Linked DNA regions of Homo sapiens: region 1 is linked to region 2. A link is an interaction called in ENCODE POLR2A ChIA-PET data of the cell type or tissue named here. Cell type or tissue: OCI-LY7. All regions are shown on one strand. Each heading gives the region's core, and the rest is flanking DNA. Links, peaks and the distances in the headings are about the cores only. Region 1 has its middle 5.3 kb from the start of TRERNA1. Region 2 has its middle 76 kb from the start of LINC00494.

The links. ChIA-PET counts read pairs that join two places held together with the same protein. Peaks named below come from ENCODE experiments on the same cell type or tissue, not always from the same donor. Only the 100,000 strongest peaks of a DNase experiment are listed, where the experiment ranks them.
Region 1: POLR2A ChIA-PET joins it to region 2 with 6 read pairs; 2 of 35 experiments call an interaction of 5 or more read pairs at or near these places.

Annotation. Positions count from the first base shown.
Region 1 is chr20:50,042,245-50,051,661 of GRCh38, forward strand. No RefSeq gene overlaps it. Among named protein-coding and RNA genes, the nearest start is that of TRERNA1, 5.3 kb to the left of the region's middle. RefSeq lists enhancers at 1,328-2,275, 7,503-8,297. In OCI-LY7, for the core only: no CTCF peak of the experiment used is centred there; a DNase peak (open chromatin) is centred at 5,097.
Region 2 is chr20:48,431,489-48,440,905 of GRCh38, forward strand. No RefSeq gene overlaps it. Among named protein-coding and RNA genes, the nearest start is that of LINC00494, 76 kb to the left of the region's middle. In OCI-LY7, for the core only: no CTCF peak of the experiment used is centred there; no DNase peak of the experiment used is centred there.

The DNA.
Region 1 (9,417 bases), core at 3,497-7,496, 1.6 Mb after region 2:
AGCAAAACTCCGTCTGAAAACAAAACAAAATAAAACAAAAAACAGCACGAAAATTAACCTGGTGTGGTGGCACATGCCTGTAATCCTAGCTGCTCAGGAGGCTGAGGCAGGAGAATTGCTTGAACCTGGGAGGCAGAGGCTGCAGTGAGCCAAGATTGTGCCAAGGAAGAAAAGGAAAAGAAGAAAAATACCAGGTGCATTGTAAGTACGTTACAGCAGATAACTCTTGGAATCCTCAGTGGGGCCCTCTGTGGAGGGGACTATTACTGTCCCCATTTCACAGATGTGGAAACAGAGGCCCAGAGGGATTAAGTAACCGGTCTCTAACAACAACAGCTCCAACAGCAGCCCCCATGTACTGAGCTGTGCTCTGGGCCCTGGCATTCACCCGGTATCCCTCACCTTTCCTACGCTTTTGGTTATCCTCTACAGCAAAGAACCCAGCCTCTGGAGAAGCAGTAAGTCCCAGCCCATTTCCCAGGCTCTTCTGCCCCCTGGGCACACCTGGTACCAGGCATGGACAGGCCCAAACACCGAGGCCATTGCACATTTGCTGCCTCAGAGGGACTCACCTTGGTGTCTCAGTTTCCCAAGACTCTTCGGGGTCTGGGGCCCATGGAACGGGTAAGCAGTTCTTTCTCATTCACACCTGGGACCCCTGCTGTCCCCAGGGAGGGCCTGAGGAAGTGTTGGCCACTCTGCTGTGTGACCTTGGACAAACTGCTGTGCCTCTCTGATCTTCCAGGCTCAACCAACTCCATGGGGTGGTGGCTTGCTGAGAAAACTGTGGGCTAGGATCTGTGAGCCAGGGTCTGGGAGGAGTGAGGACCATTCATAGAAAGCCTGGCAACTGGGAGCACCTGCATCCTGCCTGGGAGGACCACGTGGAGGGAGCAGAGCCACCTTCACCCCTGTCTCGGGCCTGTTTTCCCTTCCCGCTCTGCCCTGTACTTTGCAAGCCCCCAAGAGATGGGGTTGGGTCCTGTCCACTGCTCCCCCTCCCTGTTTTGGCCACACTTTCTCACTAGGAAAGAAAATGACCAGGAGGCCACATTCTCCAGGCCCCCAAAGCCTGCACCAGGGTCTCTCCCAATCCACATCATTCCACCTTTTCCCGCTGCCACTCCACCTCTGTGACCCCTTCTCCTGTCACTCAGTCCTTGCAATAACTAAGGATTCAGCCAGGGTTATGGCTCTGCCTCTTTTTTTTTTTTTTTTTTTTAGACGGAGTCTCGCTCTGTCGCCCAGGCTGGAGTGCAGTGGCACAATCTTGGCTCACTGTAAGCTCCGCCTCCCAGGTTCACATCATTCTCCTGCCTCAGCCTCCCGAGTAGCTGGGACTACAGGCGCCTGCCACCATGCCCAGCTAATTTTTTGTATTTTTAGTAGAGACAGGGTTTCACTGTGTTAGCTAGGATGGTCTCGATCTCCTAACCTTGTGATCTGCCCGCCTCAGCCTCCCAAAGTGTGGGGATTATAGGCGTGAGCCACCGCGCCCGGCCGGCTCTGCCTCTTTTGCCGATTGGGAGACAAGTGCAAAGAGGTACCTGGCATGGTTCTGAGTCCAGGGAAAGACAGGACGCCATCCCCAGAGGGCCATGGTGATCTCTCCAGAGGCCAGCCCTCCCCACTGTGCCCTTGCTTGGGGCAATAATGGCTCAGCTGATGGACCACGCGCGGTGTGCACTGTCCCCCATTTTAAGAAAGAGGGAACTGGGCTTCAGAGGGGACAGCCACCTGCCCGAGGTCACCCAGCCAGGAGGTGGCAGTGCCTGTCTGATGCAGAGCCTGTGAGTATGGTGGGCAGGGGAGAATGAGGCCCAGCGAGAGGAACGGCCCTGCCCAAGGTCATGCCACCGCTACCAGGGCGCAGACCCCCCAGGCTGGGCCAGTGCTGAGAGCACTGGAATCCCAGGCAGAGTCTTCCCATGACCCTGGGTGGGGGTGGGGGCTGGCCTGGCATTTCCTGTTTGGGCAGGACCCAGGGCATGGCCTGAGTGGGGAGATAGGGAGACTTCCTACGGCCCCTCCCCGCTCAGGAACTAGCCCAGGATGCAGTGCGGGGCAGGGTTGGGGCCCGTGTCCTGGGTCCCAGGCCAGCTCTCCCCTTGATATCCTGGTGGTCTTGTTCTCGTCCCCCAACCCCACCTCAGAGTCTCCACATCCTTGGATTTCTCCATTCTGGGAGTTCACCATTCAATGAACAGATCCAGTTCCAGGTCTTTAGGAGAGCCTGAAGCCATGACCTTGGACAATCACCTCCCCTCTTTCAGCCTCAGTTGCCTCCTCTGTCAAACAGGGTGATTGATTGTGAGGATGAAATGAGAAGTCGCCTGCCCAGCACTTCGGGAACCCCACTGCCCCAAGGGAGAAAGTCACCAAGGTCCTGACAATGACCTCATGTGCTTCCCAGACACAGACCCGAGGCCACAGAGGTTGGGGGACCTATGTGAGGACACACAGCCAGCTGAGGCCTCTCCACTGCCATTTCCTGGGACACAGCCATGAAGTACCAAGAGGGTGCACTATTGTGTCCAGTGCACTGAGTTCACCCCAGCCATGCTGCTCACTGGCTGTGAGTGGCACTGGGAAGGTCACCTTACCTCTCTGAGCCTCAGTTTTCTCTTCTTCAAAATAGGAAGAAAACTAACCTGATGGCAGAACTTAATGAGCCGATTAAGTGCACAAGCCACCAGTGGCAGAGTCTGGCACCTGGTAATTCATGGTCTCCCCAGAGGAGGAGGCTGTGGTCCGCTGTCTCGGGTCCCTTCGGGTGGGATGAAGGGCCCCCAGCTGGGAAGGGTCGAGTCCAGCTGAGGTTATTGGGACAGCCAGGAGCAGTGGCTGACCCATGCTCTATGTAAGCAGGACCAAGCTCGTCTGCACCTCAACACTCCACAGCGTCTGCCCTGTCAATGCTCTGGGGTATAGGCCCTGCTGACCTCTCCCACCTTATTCCCCCACCACACTCCTTTGCTAGCACCATTCTCTAACCACGAAGCCCGCTTTGTGTTCCTCCATTCTACAAGCTCATTCCAGCCTCAAGATCTTTGTAGCTAAAGGTCTCTCTCCCTAGGTCACACACCCCCACCCCCATATTTCCCCTATTTTATTTTTTATTTGTATGTATTTATTTATTTTGAGACGGAGTCTCGCTCTATCACCTAGGCTGGAGTGCAGTGGCATGATCTCGGCTCACCACAACCTCTGCCTCCCAGGTTCAAGCCATTCTCCTGCCTCAGCCTCCCAAGTAGCTGGGATTACAGGTGCATGCCACCACGCCAGGCTAATTTTTATATTTTCAGTAGAGATGGGGTTTCACCAAGTTGGTCAGGCTGGTCTTGAACTCCTGACCTCGTGATCCACCCGCCTCAGCCTCCCAAAGTGCTGGGATTACAGGCGTGAGCCACCTTGCCCGGCTCCCCTATTTTATTTTTATCTTCTATCATTGGAATCTAAAACAGGACCTAGAATAATTTAGGCACTAAATAAATGAAAGGCAATGAATAAATGAATGCATTCTGATTTTGAATCTAATGAGTCTTTGTTTTTTAATAGACCCATTTAACTCATTTACATTTATTGTTTAAATGGATATGTTTGGTATTGTGTGATTCTGTATTGTGTTTTCTGTTAATTGACTGATTGAATGAATAGATGAATGAATGAGTGAGTGAAGCAAAGTAAATTTCAGGTTGCTGGGGTGGGCTGAAGATTGGAGCTTTCCTGGGCTATCCAGGGTGAAAAGAGCAATGGCATTGACCCTAGACCCCTCACTTTTGCAATTATTTATTCCACAGCCCTTGATCCCCCAGATGAAGGATCTGTCCATTCTTCTCATCTCCAGCCTCTCCAATGTAACCTTCATCCTGTCCCTCCCAAACCACCTCCCCACACAGGGAGCATCAGGCTTATGATTCTGGGTTGTAAGTTAGATTCTCATTCCCATGCCTGCTCCCCCATTAACTGGTGGTGTGGCCTTGATTTACCTGAGTCTTCATTTCCTCACTTGTAAAATGGGATCATAGTATTTGCTTCCTACTATGACTGTTGAAAGGATTACATGGAACAACTTGGGTCAAAGGGCTTAGCACAGTGCCTGGCTTAGAGAAAGCACTCAGCAAGCTAAGATTTCATTATTATTGTTGTTGTACCTCAGTTTCCTTCCATTGTAAATGAAGCTGATTTTCACTTCCTTTCAGGCACCTTAGGATCCCTAGCCTCAAAATCTGGAGCTGGGGAATCTGTCCAACCCACCTTCTCACTGTGTTCTCTACCCTCAGCTCCCAGAGAGGGAATTTCTGGGGACTCTAGGGGATCCTCAGAGGCCTGACCTGCCACCAGGAGGTGGGGAGAGAAGACAGCACAAAAAATGTGAAAGCTTCTTCAGGGACTGGGTGTGGTGGCTCACACCTGTAATCCCAGCACTTTGGGAGGCCAGGGCAGGAGGATTACCTGAGGATAGGAATTTGGGACCAGCCTGGGCAACATAGTGAGACCCCATCTTTACAAAAAGCTAAAAAAAAAAAAAAAGAGCTTCTTCATGCCATCTCTGTGGCCACATCAGCATTATCCCCACACACAGATGAGGAAACTGGGACTGCACTCGCTCATTTAATTCCACAGACACACCCCCCTGAGCACCTACTGTGTGCCAAACTGTGCCAGGCCACAGGGCAGGCAGACCAGGCCTCTCTCCCCCAGGGCTCATGGCCCATCAGGGAAGACAGGAAATAGCAAGTCAGCCCGGGAGGATTTAAATCAAGCGCCTTGCCCAGCCCTTCAAAGCCTCCTAGAGAATTTTCCAGCATCCCTGCCTGGTGGGCGGCCCTGCTCCCTTGCTCCCTTTTCTCAAAAGAGAAAGCCCGAGGCCAGAGAGGGGCGTTCCCAGCCTGGCTGGAGTCACAGCTTCCGAGGGGTGGTGACAGTCTTCCTGCCTTTGCCCCAGCTGGTGTCCCTGCCGGGAATACTCTTCTCCTGGTGGGCTGCCAGCAGATCCTGCCCAGTGCTGGGACACTGCCGGGCGTCACTTCCTCTGGGACCTTCCTGGCTGAGAGGGCAAGGCGCTGACACTCTTGCTCAGCGCCAGAGGGTTTCCTCTTTCATAATGAGTTTCCTACTCACTAGGAAGGTCTGCGTCCCTTGAGACTCTGAGCTTCACGAGGGGCACAGGCTTTGCCATCTTCCTGGCACCTCTCACCTGCCCAAGCAAGATGGGAACGAGGCGCTGCTGGGTCCCTTTCTCAGGAAGACGCCCCTACCTCCGCTCCAGGCGTGGATGGCACTGAAGGCCTCTCCCTGCATCTTCTCCTGCTTCAATTCTGCACTTGGTTTATGGAGTTATTTCTTTTGATTTTTCTTAAGACCTTAAGTGCTTTTTTTTTTATTCTTCTTGCCCAGGCTGCAGTGCAGTGGCATGATCTCAACTCACTGCAATCTCTGCCGCCTGGTTTCAAGTGATTCTCCTGCCTCAGCCCCCCAAGTAGCTGGGATTACAGGCACCCGCCACCACACCCAGCTAATTTTTGTAGTTTTAGTAGAGACGGGGTTTCACCATGTTGGCCAGGCTGGTCTCGAACTCCTGACCTCAGGTGATCCAGCCGCCTTGGCCTCCCAAAGTGCTAGGATTACAGGCATGAGCCACCGCACTCGGCCAAGTACTTTATTTTTTTAATTTAAATTTTTGTAAAGACAGGGTCTTGCTATGTTGCCCAGGCTGATCTCAAACTCCTGGCCTCAAGCAATCTTCCCACTTCAGCCTCCCAAAGCACTGGGATTACAGCCATGAGCCACTGTGCCCAGCCTGTGGGGTCATTTCGTTGTCTAACTCCCTTTCTAGAATGTTGTCTCTGTGAGGACAGGACTTTTGTCTGTTTGGGGCACCACTGTGTCCCCAGTGCCTAGCATGGTGCTTGGCACATAGGTGCTTAATAACTATCTGTGGAAGGAAGGGAAGAAGAGAGGGAGAGAGGAAGAAAAGAAGAAGAGGAGGGAGGGAGAAAGAAGAAGGGAAGGAGACAGGGAAGGGGAGGTTGCCATTTATTTGTCCAGTTTTTCATTTGTTCATTCCACAAATACTTATTGAGCACCAATTGTGTGCTAGTTCTGGGGAGAGAATGGTGCCAGACACAGACACGATCCTGCCGGCAAGGCACTGACTTTCTGGTTAGTGAGAACCAGTCAGGTTCAGTGGCGGAAAGTGTGGGGAGGCAAGGTAAGGTGGGCGAGGGGCTGCAGACAGCATGTCGGGGGCACCTGGGCCAGGCTGCTGGCAGGAGGGCTCAGCTGGCAGGGACAGGCCCCGGCTCCCCCTACCCCCAGCTGGCAGATGCACAGGGCTGTGGTAGCTGTGGGCAGCCCGGTTGCCAAATGCCACCACAGCTGCGTCACTGAGAGCTGGGAGGGCCCCAAGGCTGAGGGGGCTGGGAGGGGCCCCCACACCCAGGCTGGCTCCAGCCCCGAAGCAGATAGAACTGGTCAAAGGCCTGCCCCGTGCCCACTGTTCCCCACTCTATGTGATGTGGCTACATGGCTACTTCCTGTTCTGGACCATTTTCAATTTGCAAAAAAAAAATGGTGCAAAAAATGTGTTAAAAATAAAATGAAAAAGAAAGAAATGGTACTTGAGCCTCTGTACATGTTCCTACCTCCAAGAGAGAAGTTAACCGTGGCAGTGACCGTGGGATGCTCCTGGCATCCTTCTGATCTCAGCCCCTCCCCGCCCCCTCCAGAGGCGACATCATCCCGAACCTGGCATCCATGACTCTGTGTGTGATTTCATAGTGTAACTTTCCTGGGTCTACTTTAGTGTGTCCCTGGGCAAATCACTCATCTTCTGTGAGCCTCAGTTTCCTCAACTGCAGGATGGGGATAATAGTCCCCACGTCGGAAGAGTCTTGAAAATTAAATGAGTGCGTCTGTGTAAAGCTCTTTGATGGGCACCTGGCACTACATAAGCATTCGCCAGTGTTGCTGCTGGACACCCAGAACAGGGGGCAGACAGGTGTCACTTGTGTCAAGAATATAACTTTTTTTTTTTTTTTTCTGAGACAGAGTCTCATACTATTGTCCAGGTTGGAGTGCAGTGATGCAATCACAGCCCACTGAAGCCATGACCTCCTGGGCTTCCTGCCTCAGCCTCTCAAGCAGCTAAAACCACAGGTGTGCACCACCATGTCCAGCCAATTTTTTATAGAGACAAGGTCTCGCTATGTTGCCCAAGCTGGTCTCGAACTCCTGAGCTCAGGTGATCCTCCTGCCTCAGCCTCCCAAAGTGCTGGGATTAGAGGCATGAGCCACTGCACTTGGCCAAGAACCCAACCTCTTAAACAAGCTCATGCGCGGCGGTGCCAGGATTCACACCAGTGGCTGGCTGCAGAGTGGCATTACAGAGGAGCTGGGTGTTAGCTCTGGTTTATTCTGTTTCACTTCCTGTCAGATTTGTCTCCCTGATCAGTTCTGAAAAACCAGGGTCAGTGCCTGGCTGGTTCTCTGCTGTCACCCCTGCCCCAGCCCTGGAGACTCCAAGGATGGGTTTGTGGAGTGAACGAAGGGGACTCAGTTTCCTCATCTGTGTGATGGGTCTTACAGGCCGTAGGAAGGCGAGAGTGCCCAATGTGAAGTAGATGCTTTATAAACCCTTGTTTGTTTCTTCCTCTTCCAGCTGGACCTCCTCCCCCTCCCCCAGGTCTGGGCCTGGACCCCACTACCTTCAGGGCAGCCATCATGCTGACAGAGCCCTCCGAGGCAGTCAGACTGGGCTCGTCACTGACTCACTCATTCTTTCATATAATCATATATTCATGCACACTCGCATTCAACAACTGTTTTGAGCTGTGGCTCATGCCTCTAATCCCAGCACTTTGGGAGGCCAAGGTGGGCAGATCACTTGGGGCCAGAAGTTCAAGGCAAGCCTGGCCAACATGGAAGAACCCCGTCTCTACGAAAAATACAAGATTTAGCTGGGTGTGGTGGTGGGCGCCTGTAATACCAGCTACTTGGGAGGCTGAGGCACGAGAATTGCTTGAGAATCGCTTGAACTTGGGAGGCAGAGGTTGCTGTGAGCCAAGATTGTACCACTGCACTCCAGCCTGGGTGACAGAGTGAGATCTGTCTCAAAAAAAAACACACAAATGTTTTGAGCACCCACTATGCGCCAGGCTCTGCTCTAGGCTCTGGGGACATGGACGTGAATAACACAGGCCAAAATCTCTGTCATGGTGGGGCTGACACCTGTCTGGGGAGACAACCATCAGACAATGGTTGTGGCACTGGGTGACCCAAGTCAGAGGGAAGGGAGGGGAGGGAGAGGGGGCTGGGCCTTATCCTGAGGGTGATGGGGGCACATGAGTTGGCAGAGGCCAGACTTGATATACGTTCTTCATGCTTCACTCTGGCCCCAGCAGAAGCGTGTGCTGGAGTGAGGCTTAGCACAGATAGAGGTATCCGCAAACCCTGCCGTGTCAGACCTGGTCTGAGTTCCCTAGGAACAGGCCCATGATGTGGGAGCCGGGGCTTCCACTGTCCCACTGTCCTCGCAGGGGATGGGATCAGGTGTCAGCACCTCCCCATGGAGTACAGTTGGGCAATGGCCTTGGGCCTGAGGGCTGTTCAGTCCTGTGACCAGCCAGGCCCCTTCTGGGAATGGAACCACACCCCAACCCCCAGGCGATGACGTCCCACCAGGGTGTTCCCCACACAGTTCCCACCAGCCCCAGATGAAAACAACTCAATGCTGCATCCACCACCCAAGGCCTCATCAAATCCACCAGGATCCATCCAGACGGCAGAATATTCTGGAGTCTCGGACAGGCAGGATGGGGCGGAGTTTTGGACCACAGGCCTGGCCTGAACCTGAGTTCTCCAGTCACTGCTGTGTGGAGTTGGGAAGGTGCCTTGCTTCTCTGTGCTTCTGTTTCCTTATCCTCAAAATGGGGATGATGATAACAACAGACCCTCGGCCAGGCATGGTGGCTCCCACCTGTAATCCCAGCACTTTGGAGGCTGAGGTGGGCGGATCACCTGAGGTCAGGAGTTCAAGACCAGCCTGGCCAACATTGTGAAAACCCATCTCTACAAATAATTAAAAAAAAAAAAATTAGCTAGGCATAGTGGTGCATGCCTGTAATCCTAGCTACTTAGGAGGCTGAGTGAGGCAAGAGAATAGCTTGAACCTGGGAGGCAGAGGTTGCAGTGAGCCGAGATCAAGCCACTGTACTCCAGCCTGGGCAACAGAGCGAAACTTTGTTTCAAAAACAAACAAACAAAACACAACAGGCCTGGCACAGTGGCTCACGCCTGTAATCCCAGCACTTTGGGAGGCCGAGGTGGGCAGATCACAAGGTCAGGAGTTCGAGGCCACCCTGGCCGACATGGTGAAACCCCATCTCTACTAAAAATACAAAAATTAGCCGGGTG
Region 2 (9,417 bases), core at 1,940-5,939:
AGGAAGGAAGTCAGTACGGAGTGAAGACCCGAGGAGAAGGAAGGAAGTCAGTACAGAGCAAGTATCTGAGGAGAAGGAAGTCACTATACAGTGAGGACCCGAGGAGAAGGAAGGAAGTCAGTACAGAGTGAGTATCTGAGGAGAAGGAAGTCAGTAGAGAGTGAGTATCTGAGGAGAAGGAAGGAAGTCAGTACAGAGTGAAGACCCGAGAAGAAGGAAGGAAGTCAGTACAGAGTGAGTATCTGAAGAGAAGGAAAGAAGTCAGTAGAGAGTATCTGAGGAGAAGGAAAGAAGTCAGTACAGAGCAAGTATCTGAGGAGAAGAAAGGAAGTCAGTACAGACCGAGGACCCAAGGAGGTTCTGATCTGGGCCACTAGGGCTTCCTCCCACTGGGGGCCTCTTGAAGAGCTGGGCTGTTTGTGCACTGACTCCTGTCTGTCGCTGGTTGTGGAAGGTTCCTAGAGTCATAACTGCCTGACCCTTCCCCCTACATGGGCTGAGCATGCCCCAGCAGCCAGAGAAAGCCCCTGGCCCACAGTTGGAGGGGCTGGTTATAGGAAGCCGTTGCATAGATGTAAACCAGGAGCCTAAGGACCAGGCACAAAAGCCTCTGTCACACTGTCCCTGCAGCTGGGGTGAGTCTGCGAGTAGCTAAAACTGTTACAGGAAAGGAGTACCAATCCAGACCCCAAGAGAGGGTTCTTGGATCTCACACAAGAAAGAATTCAGGGCAAGTCCACAGAGTAAAGTGAAAGCAAGTTTATTAGAAAAGTAAAGGAATAAAAGAATGGCTAGTCCGCAGACAGAGCAGCCCTGAGGGTGGGCCCATTTTTATGGTTATTTCTTGGTGATATGCCAAACAAGGGGCGGATTATTCATGCCTCCTATTTTTAGACCATATAGGGTAACTTCCTGACGTTGCCATGGCATTTGTAAACTGTCATGGTGCTGGGGGGAGTGTAGCAGTGAGGACAACCAGAGGTCACTCTCGTGGCCATTTTGGTTTTGGTGGGCTTTGGCTGGCTTCTCTACTGCAGCCTGTTTTATCAGCGAGGTCTTTATGACCTGTATCTCGTGCCAACCTTCTCATCCTGTGACTTAGAATGCCTGTCTGGGAATGCCCTTTATGACCTGTATCTCGTGCCAACCTTCTCATCCTGTGACTTAGAGTGCCTGTCTGGGAATGCAGCCCAGTAGATCTCAGCCTCATTTTACCCAGCTCCTATTTAAGATGGAGCTGCTCCGGTTTACATGCTTCCTACAAAACCAGGCTTGGCTTTATTTTCACCTCCACATTCCCAGCGTGTCTGCTGACTAAATGGATGAATCCATCTTTGGAGTTTTTTTTACCCTTGGAGGGTAGGAGGAATTTTTCAGCCGGTGGGTTCAGCAGGAGCTACAGTGACTGAATGGCCCCTAAAAAGTAGCAAATGTCTGAGTTGCCATTTGTTGAAGGTTCATGGAAATGCCAAGTCCAAGTGGCAATTAGCATGAGTCTGTGGGATTTCCCGCCTGAAAAGCAAATGAAGGATTTCTTCTATTCTTCTGAATTGTAAACCAAGAATAAAATTCTAAGCCCCCCAAGCAACTGAATGGACCCCTCCTGTCAGCCAAGGGTACCCTAAATCAACCTGAAACACTAGTTCAAGCCACGATGGGAATGGATGGTCAGACAGGCCTCATTACACCTCGTCCTTTTGCAGTTGAGGCACAGCTGACCAGCATTAACATTAAAACAGAGTCCTAAAGACTGACAATAGACTTTTTATAGCAATAAGATACCAACATGACAGCGGGCTCTGAAAGAAATTGAAGTATTTTACCCTAAAATATATTTCTTTGACATATTGTGAAATAGCCCTGATAAGAAACATGTATTAGGTTGGTGCAAAAGTAATTGCGGTTTTTGCCATTTAAAGTAATGGTATTAAAAGTAATTGTAATGCCATTAAAAGTAATACAATCTCTTCTCTCTAAAGCCAGCTACTTGGAGGCTTCATCTGTGTAATAAGAACCTCAGTCACCACAGCCCCTTATCTTAACCCAGACACTCCTTTCTATTGATTCCGAGACTTTAGGTAACCACTTAACTCTTTCAACCAATTGCCAATCAGAAAATCTTTGAATCCACCTATGTCCTGGAAGCACCCCACTTTGAGTTGTCCCACCTTTTTGAACCAAACCAGTGTACATCTTACATGTATCGATTGATGTCTTATGTCTCTCTAACATGTATAAAACCAAGCTATAGTCTGACCCCCTTGGGCACGTGTTCTCAGGCTCTCCTGGGGCTTTGTCATGGGTCATGGTCACTCAAATCTGAATGTGACCATGGATCGTGGTCACTCACATCAGAATAAATCTCTCCAAATACTTGACAGGGGTTGATTGTTTTCATCAACGATAATAGAAGATAGTTTCATTTAAGGAAAGCTTTGAAAGTCAACAAAACTCCAGGCATTTCTTTTAAGGGCGCCCCCGCCCACCACCCTTTGTTTTTCCCTTCACAGATAAAAACAGGGAGTTCCCTCCCAAGCAACAAGGCTCTTGAAGTGGAGTGGGGATGAAGGGGCACTTCGTCTCAACAGGGCCTCCCTTGGAGAATTTAATGTCTGCTGGATGCTCCCTTGAAAAGAAATAAACCTCATATGCCAAATATTTAGCCCTCCAAAACTGATAAAGGAGGAAAGGGAATTACCATTTCAGCAGGGGATAACTTACTTTCAGATTTTTTTTTTTTTAAAGACAGAGTTTCATTCTTGTTGCCTAGGCTGGAGTGCAGTGGTGCAATCTCAGCTTACTGCAATCTCTGCCTCCTGGGTTCAAGAGATTCTCCTGCCTCAGCCTCCAGAGTAGCTAGGATTACAGGCACCCACCAACACACCCAGCTAATTTTTGTATTTTTACTAGAGATGGGGTTTCCACATGTTGGCCAGGCTGGTCTTGAACTCCTGACCTCAAGTGATCTGCTCGCCTTGGCCTCCCAAAGTGCTGGGATTATAGGCATGAGCCACTACACTCTGCCCAGCCCAGACTTTTGAATGTCATTTGGTCTAACCGCCAATTCACTCATTCAACAAGTATTTATTGAGCACCTGCTATGCATCAAGTATAGAATCTAAGCACCACAGAACTTACATCCTAGTGGAGAAAATAACGATAGTCAACACTTACAAGGTACTTACCATACGTCATGCGCTGTTCTAAGTTCTAGTTTGTGTGGTTTTCATCCTTTGCACATCTTTGAGGAACTTTGTCTTGGAGGAGGAAAGATCCATTCAACACTACATTAAATCCATTTGGCATCCTGACCAATTCAGCCCAGCACACACAGGAAATGCGCTTATGTGCTGCCCAAGACATCTCTGTGACTGCACAGGTGTGGGGTGTCATTGATGGTGCAGCCAGCATCCAACCCCCAACCCCATCCTCCTTCCCAAGAGTCCTGGACTTGTTTACGAGCCTCCTGCTCCCCTCTGCATCTCATGGGCCTCGGAGATGCTGACTGCGCTCCAGCTATGGAGCTGCTCAAATTTAATCCCATCTTCCTGGACTGTGATTGAGTCAAGGGTGAACAGGATACCCACCTGAGCCAAGGGTGTTCTAGGAGGTGTCTGCTGGATCCTTGCAAGCAATGCCTTCCTTGCACTTTTGGGAGACATTCCAGAAATGACCCCGTTACTCCTGCTGGACGGGAACAGAGGTCAAACAGGAAGCAGGCAGACTGTGGGCAGCAGACCAGAAAGATGGAAAACCTCTGGGCCCTCAAGGACATCTTCAGGTAGCTGAATGAACCAAGCTTGCAGCCCACCCTGCCTTAATGGTCGAGATACACAAGCCAGCACACTACGTTACAGATGGAGCCTCTGTGCAATGTGGGCTCTGTGAGTGCAGGCAAAGCTATCTTGATTCATAATTCATCCCATTTACGGTGTTGACAGAGGGCTTTGAGCTGATGTTTTACAGTTTGTTGTGGTTATCATTGTTCATTTTCTTACTCTTTGCTTTTTACCCTCAGACCATGGTTGAAATTTTATTTTACCAAGAATATTCAGACCACTGTTATAGCCATGAATGTCATATAAGGGGAACACTAGATTTTAAAATAGAGGTGATTTTTTAATGATCACAAGTGGGTTGGAGTTTGAAACATAACATGATTATTAATTGATGAATTTTAAAACTCACAAGTGCTTCCTCAGGTGATAAACCAAGATGATTTGTACCTAAGACCAGACTTTCTCTGGCTCTATGGGCAACTAAGTTACTTAAAAGTGTCTCTTTTTTTCTGGGACCTTTTTGTTTTGGAATTTTTAAAAGGCTTAATTTTTTTTTAGAGCGGTGTTTAGGTTTACACAAAAATGGAACAGAAGGAGCACACCCCCACCTCTCCCCCAGGGTGACACAGTGACCAGGCTTCTTCCCACCTGTGGCCCTCCCATCTACAGCACAGGCCTCTCACAGTGGCCCAGGGGACAGTCTCCAGTCCACTCAGTCATCTTCAGCATGCACCTCTGTGGGGTAAGCTTGATTCACCAATATCTCTAAAAGGATATTTTCTTTTCCTCCATTTTTTTTCCAGAGACGGGGTCCTGCTGTGTCTTCCAGAGTGGAGTGCAGTGGCATGATCATAGCTCACTGCAGCCTCGAATTCCTGGACTCCAGAGATCCTTCCAACTCAGCCTCCAGAGTAGGTAAGACTACAGGCACGAGCTACCAAACCAGGCTTTTTTTTTTTTTTTTTTTTTTTTTGGTAGAAACGGGGTGGTCTTATATTGCTCAGGCTGGTTTCGAACTCCCGGGCTCAGGTGATTGGCCTGCCTCGGCCTCCCAAAGTGCTGAGATTCCAGGTGAGTGCCACCACGCCCAGCCCACATTTTACATTTGATCATTGTTTGTGTATGTACAACATGAATGAATGACGGTTGCATGGAGAGACAGAGAGACTGAGGAAAATACAGCTCAGCCGTCCAAATACATTACCTCCCACATTTTTTAAAATCTGTTAAACTTCCTCTGACCCCCTCCCAAGTACCGTGATGTGATGGAGACAATGTCATCAGTGGCTTACTCCTGAGACCCAGACCAACAGGGAACTCCTCGGAGAGATTTTGATGCTCCACATTTTAACTACATTCCTATTTCCTACCAATTTCTCAATATAATTCCCAATGTAATTTATGTAGATTTTTTTTTTAAAGAAAATATGGCCTTGGTGGGAATGCTGGTCTTGCAGCTGCTTCCTCCCATGTATTCCACCCATGCACACAGCCCTAGACTCACTCCAGCTAGGAAGGAGGCTGCGTTCAATATAAATGCAAAACGCTCCAGACATTCATGATTATCTGTGCTGTGCATGAATAACGACAGCAGCTTGCAAGTGGGCAGGACTTGGCGGCGAGGCCCCATCACAAATCCACTGCCACACCAACACGCTCCAACGAAGTGCCTGTGAAATCTGCCTTCAGTCACTAATTTCACACTCCAGGGACAGAGCTGAGAACAGCTCCGAGCTCATAATTCTCATTTTAATAACAGTTTCCTTAACCTTCAGACACTCTTTACAGCACTTTTTGACACCTTTTCAAAAATTAAAATCCTCGATTCCTTTCAGGTTAAATCTCAGGTTTGCTTTCGTTTAATCATCCCTTTAATTTTGTGACTTCACAAATAGCAGAGATTTTATTTTGTCTTCAGATACCTTGCAACACTTTCTCTAGCTTGGTTGCATTTTTAAAAATCAAAATGAATCGTTCACATATTCTACATTCATTATTCTGTCTCCTGCAGCGTTCTAAATAATGTAGGTATTGTAGATGCTTCTGTGATGAGCACGGAACGCATTTGCAATGCCCTGCTAAAATATGCTTTTCATCTCCTTTCAGATCATAAAATGAGTTTTCTTCTCTTGGTTTCTGAAGGCCTGAGAAATACTCTTCTCTTCTGGAATGTATTGCAAGACACAGGGGAGGGTCCTTTGGGACAGAGGATAAGATGAGTCTGATTAACTGGACCAATGAAATTGACAGACGAGCAGGCATGGCTCCAAAGTGGGAAACTTACAAGAATTTTGGTGACTGGATTTATGAACCCCAAAGAGGTTTGTACCTGGAATTATGGTTTGATTGTTTCTGTGGTCAGCTGACTTGGTTGTACTTTCCCATCAGTGACTCAGCCCAGGTGAGACAACTATTCAGATGCAAGAATATTATGATAGTATGGCTCAGTGGCTATATACAAATTGCACTGGTTTGTTACTTAAATTGGCTTGTTAGAATTCTTTTTTTTTTTTCGAGACAAGGTCTTACTCTGTTGCCCAGGCCACAGTACAGTGGCACAATCACACCTCACTGCAGCCTCCACCTCCTGGGCTCAGGCAGTCCTCCCACCTCAGCCTCCTGAGTAGCTGGGATGACAGGTGCATACCACCATACCCAGCTAATTTTTGTGTTTTTTGTAGAGATGAGGTCTTGCTATGTTGGCCTATGCTGGTCTCAAACCCCTGAGCTCAAGCGAACCTCCCATCTTGGCTTTCCAAAGTGCTGGGATTACAGGCATGAGCCACCACACCTGGCCAGAATTCTTTTAATAAGCTATGGTTCACATGGTTGTACATTTTAAAATGAGATTTGACATCAAGAAAATAATAAATTAATCCTAATTTTGAGTTCCTAGTGCAAGTCTCTCCAGTTCTCAGAGACTCTAGGGGAAAATGCATTCCTTGCTTCCTCTAGCTGCAGGTGGCCGTTGGCATTCCTTGGCTTGTGGCCACATCCCTTCAATCTCTACCTTTGTGGTCACATTGCCTCCTCCTCTTGTGACCAGCTGTCTGATCTCCCTCTGTCTTTCTCTTGTAAGGACATGTGTGCTAGCACTTACAGCCTGCCTGGATAGTTCAGAATCAACTCCCCAAGATTCTTAACTTAATCACACTATTTGCCACATAAGGTAATGGTCACTCTTTTGCCATACAAGGTGATATTTTAGGCTCCAAGCATTAGGATGTGGACATGTCTTTTTAGGGGCTACTGCTGAAGTCACTGCAAGGTCCTAACTCTTTTCCTCTTTTGAGATGGTGAAAAAGGATTTCCTTTGTAGAGGGGGACAATCTGGGGTGTTATGTTAGTTTCCTATTTGCTGTCATAATAAATTACTGCAGGGACAGGCACAGTGGTTCACGCCTATAATCCCAGGACATTGGGAGGTTGAGGTGGATGAATCACCTGAGGTCAGGAGTTTGAGACCAGCCTGGCCAACATGGCGAAACCCCGTCTCTACTAAAAATACAAAAGTAGCCAGCCATGGTGGCACGTACCTGTAATCCCAGCAACTCGGGAGGCTGAGGCAGGAGAATTGCTTGAACCTGGGTGGCGGAGGTTGCAGTGAACAGAGATCCTGCCACTGCACTCCAGCCTGGGCGACAGAGGGAGACCCTATCTCAAAAAAAAATTAATTAATTAATTAATTAATTTAAAAATTACCACAAATTCAGCAGCCCTGTTTTTTCTTGGCATATTCCTCTCATCACGTTCTAGCTTTCTGTCTATCCAAGCAGTAATGATCCCAACAATTCTTCTTTCCTATCCTATTGGATTCTCCTCCCATTCCACATTTCCACACCTCTGCTAAAGCACATTCCTTGCCACTCTGCTGACTATTGCAAACCCCAACCCAACCCTGACTCTGTCTCCTCTGCCAAGCCCCCATGAGGTTTGCTCTTCTGCTGTGGAGTTCACTAAAACAACAGCATTTTCCAGCATGTTCCTTCCCTTGATCAAAAGCCTTCCATGCCTCTCCTCACCCCAGCAATCTGGCCCAAAGCAGACCCTGAGAATACACAAGATGATTTCCAGGATAACCCAGATGAACATCTTTTTAAAGGCCCATGTTTATTTTATCAGTTTCAGGGTAAAGAGTAGTCGGAAAATGAAACTCATGTCTTCACAAATATTTATGCTTAGGATGCAGCTGTAGGTGAAGTAAAGAAAATGGAATCCATTCAAATAAATATAATAAGTAAATTAATATCCAAATGGAAGGCAGGTAGGGACAAATGATGGTGGTAGTAAACGGATTATTAAAGTCTGAAAAGTCCTGACCCACAGGATAAATTCTAAATTAGTTTGGAAAAAAAAGAATATTGACTCTCTGAGCCAGTCTTGCTCCCAGCATGACTACTATCTAAAACATCCATATTTTTGCCAGACGTTTTCTCAGCATCCCCTGAACTAACCACCTCATGCTCATGGGTTTCTCCCACCTGCCATGTCCCCCACCCCTCATCTTGCTCGTGTGAATCCTTTGAGACCCAGCTCATGCTTTACCCCCTCCAAGAAGCCTTCCCTGCATGCCAGCTCCTCTGAGATCTTTTCCTCTCCTGGCTGCCTATGGTGCCTATCGCTTGAATGTCTCCTTTGTGCTTTCTCCACAACCCATCTGGTGCTTTCTCCCTGAGTGATGTCCCTAAAATACAGACACTGCCTCTCACCAGAGACCATCAGAGGGCATTGTTTTTAGAAGGCTTGGGATTTTAGTTGCAAAGATACCCCCTACCCATCCTAAAGGTGCAAATTCTCTTTTGGGCAAAAAGCCCCTTAAGAACAGCAGGTCACTGAAATCCAACTCAAATAGGCATACACAAAAAATTCATATGTGGTTTGCATAATTAATAGTTTGGTGGCCAGGTGTGGTGGCTCACGCCTATAATCCCAGCACTTTGGGAGGCCAAGCTGGGCAAAGTTCGAGACCAGCCTGGCCAACAATGGTGAAACCCCATCTCTACTAAAAATACAAAAATTAGCTTGGCACGGTGGCATGTGTCTGTAATCCCAGCTGCTTGAGAGGCTGAGGCAGGAGAATTGCTTGAACCCGGAAGGTGGAGGTTGCAGTGAGCCAAGATTGTGCCACTGCACTCCCGCCTGGGTGACAGAGCAAGACTCCATCTTGGAAAAAAAAATAGTTTGGGGTGAGGGGTTTCAGGCATGGCTGGATCCAGTAGCTCAAATCCTGTCTTCAAGGCTCCATTACTTGCACTGTTTTCTGCATTCTACACACACACACAGGCAAGTCCCTCTCTGTTTGCTGGTCCAGTTTTACATCCTGACAGTAACAGATCCCAGGTTATTTTTCCCACTAGCTTTTATTGACCTGAATTGGATCATGTGATGGTTAGTGAGTCACTCTGGCCAAGGAGAAGTGGGGAGTAGAATATACTGATTGGCCAGACCTGGATCATTGGATCATGAGCCTATATCTGGAACTGGAGAGGAGTAGGGCCAATTCTTCCATATAGAGTGAAGGGGCAATAGGAGAGGTCGCCAAAAATAAAATCAGGACCGGGCTTCCAGGAGAAGAAGGAACAGATGCTCTGCAGACAGAAGCGACAGCTGACCCCATGACATTCTGTGAATGAGACAG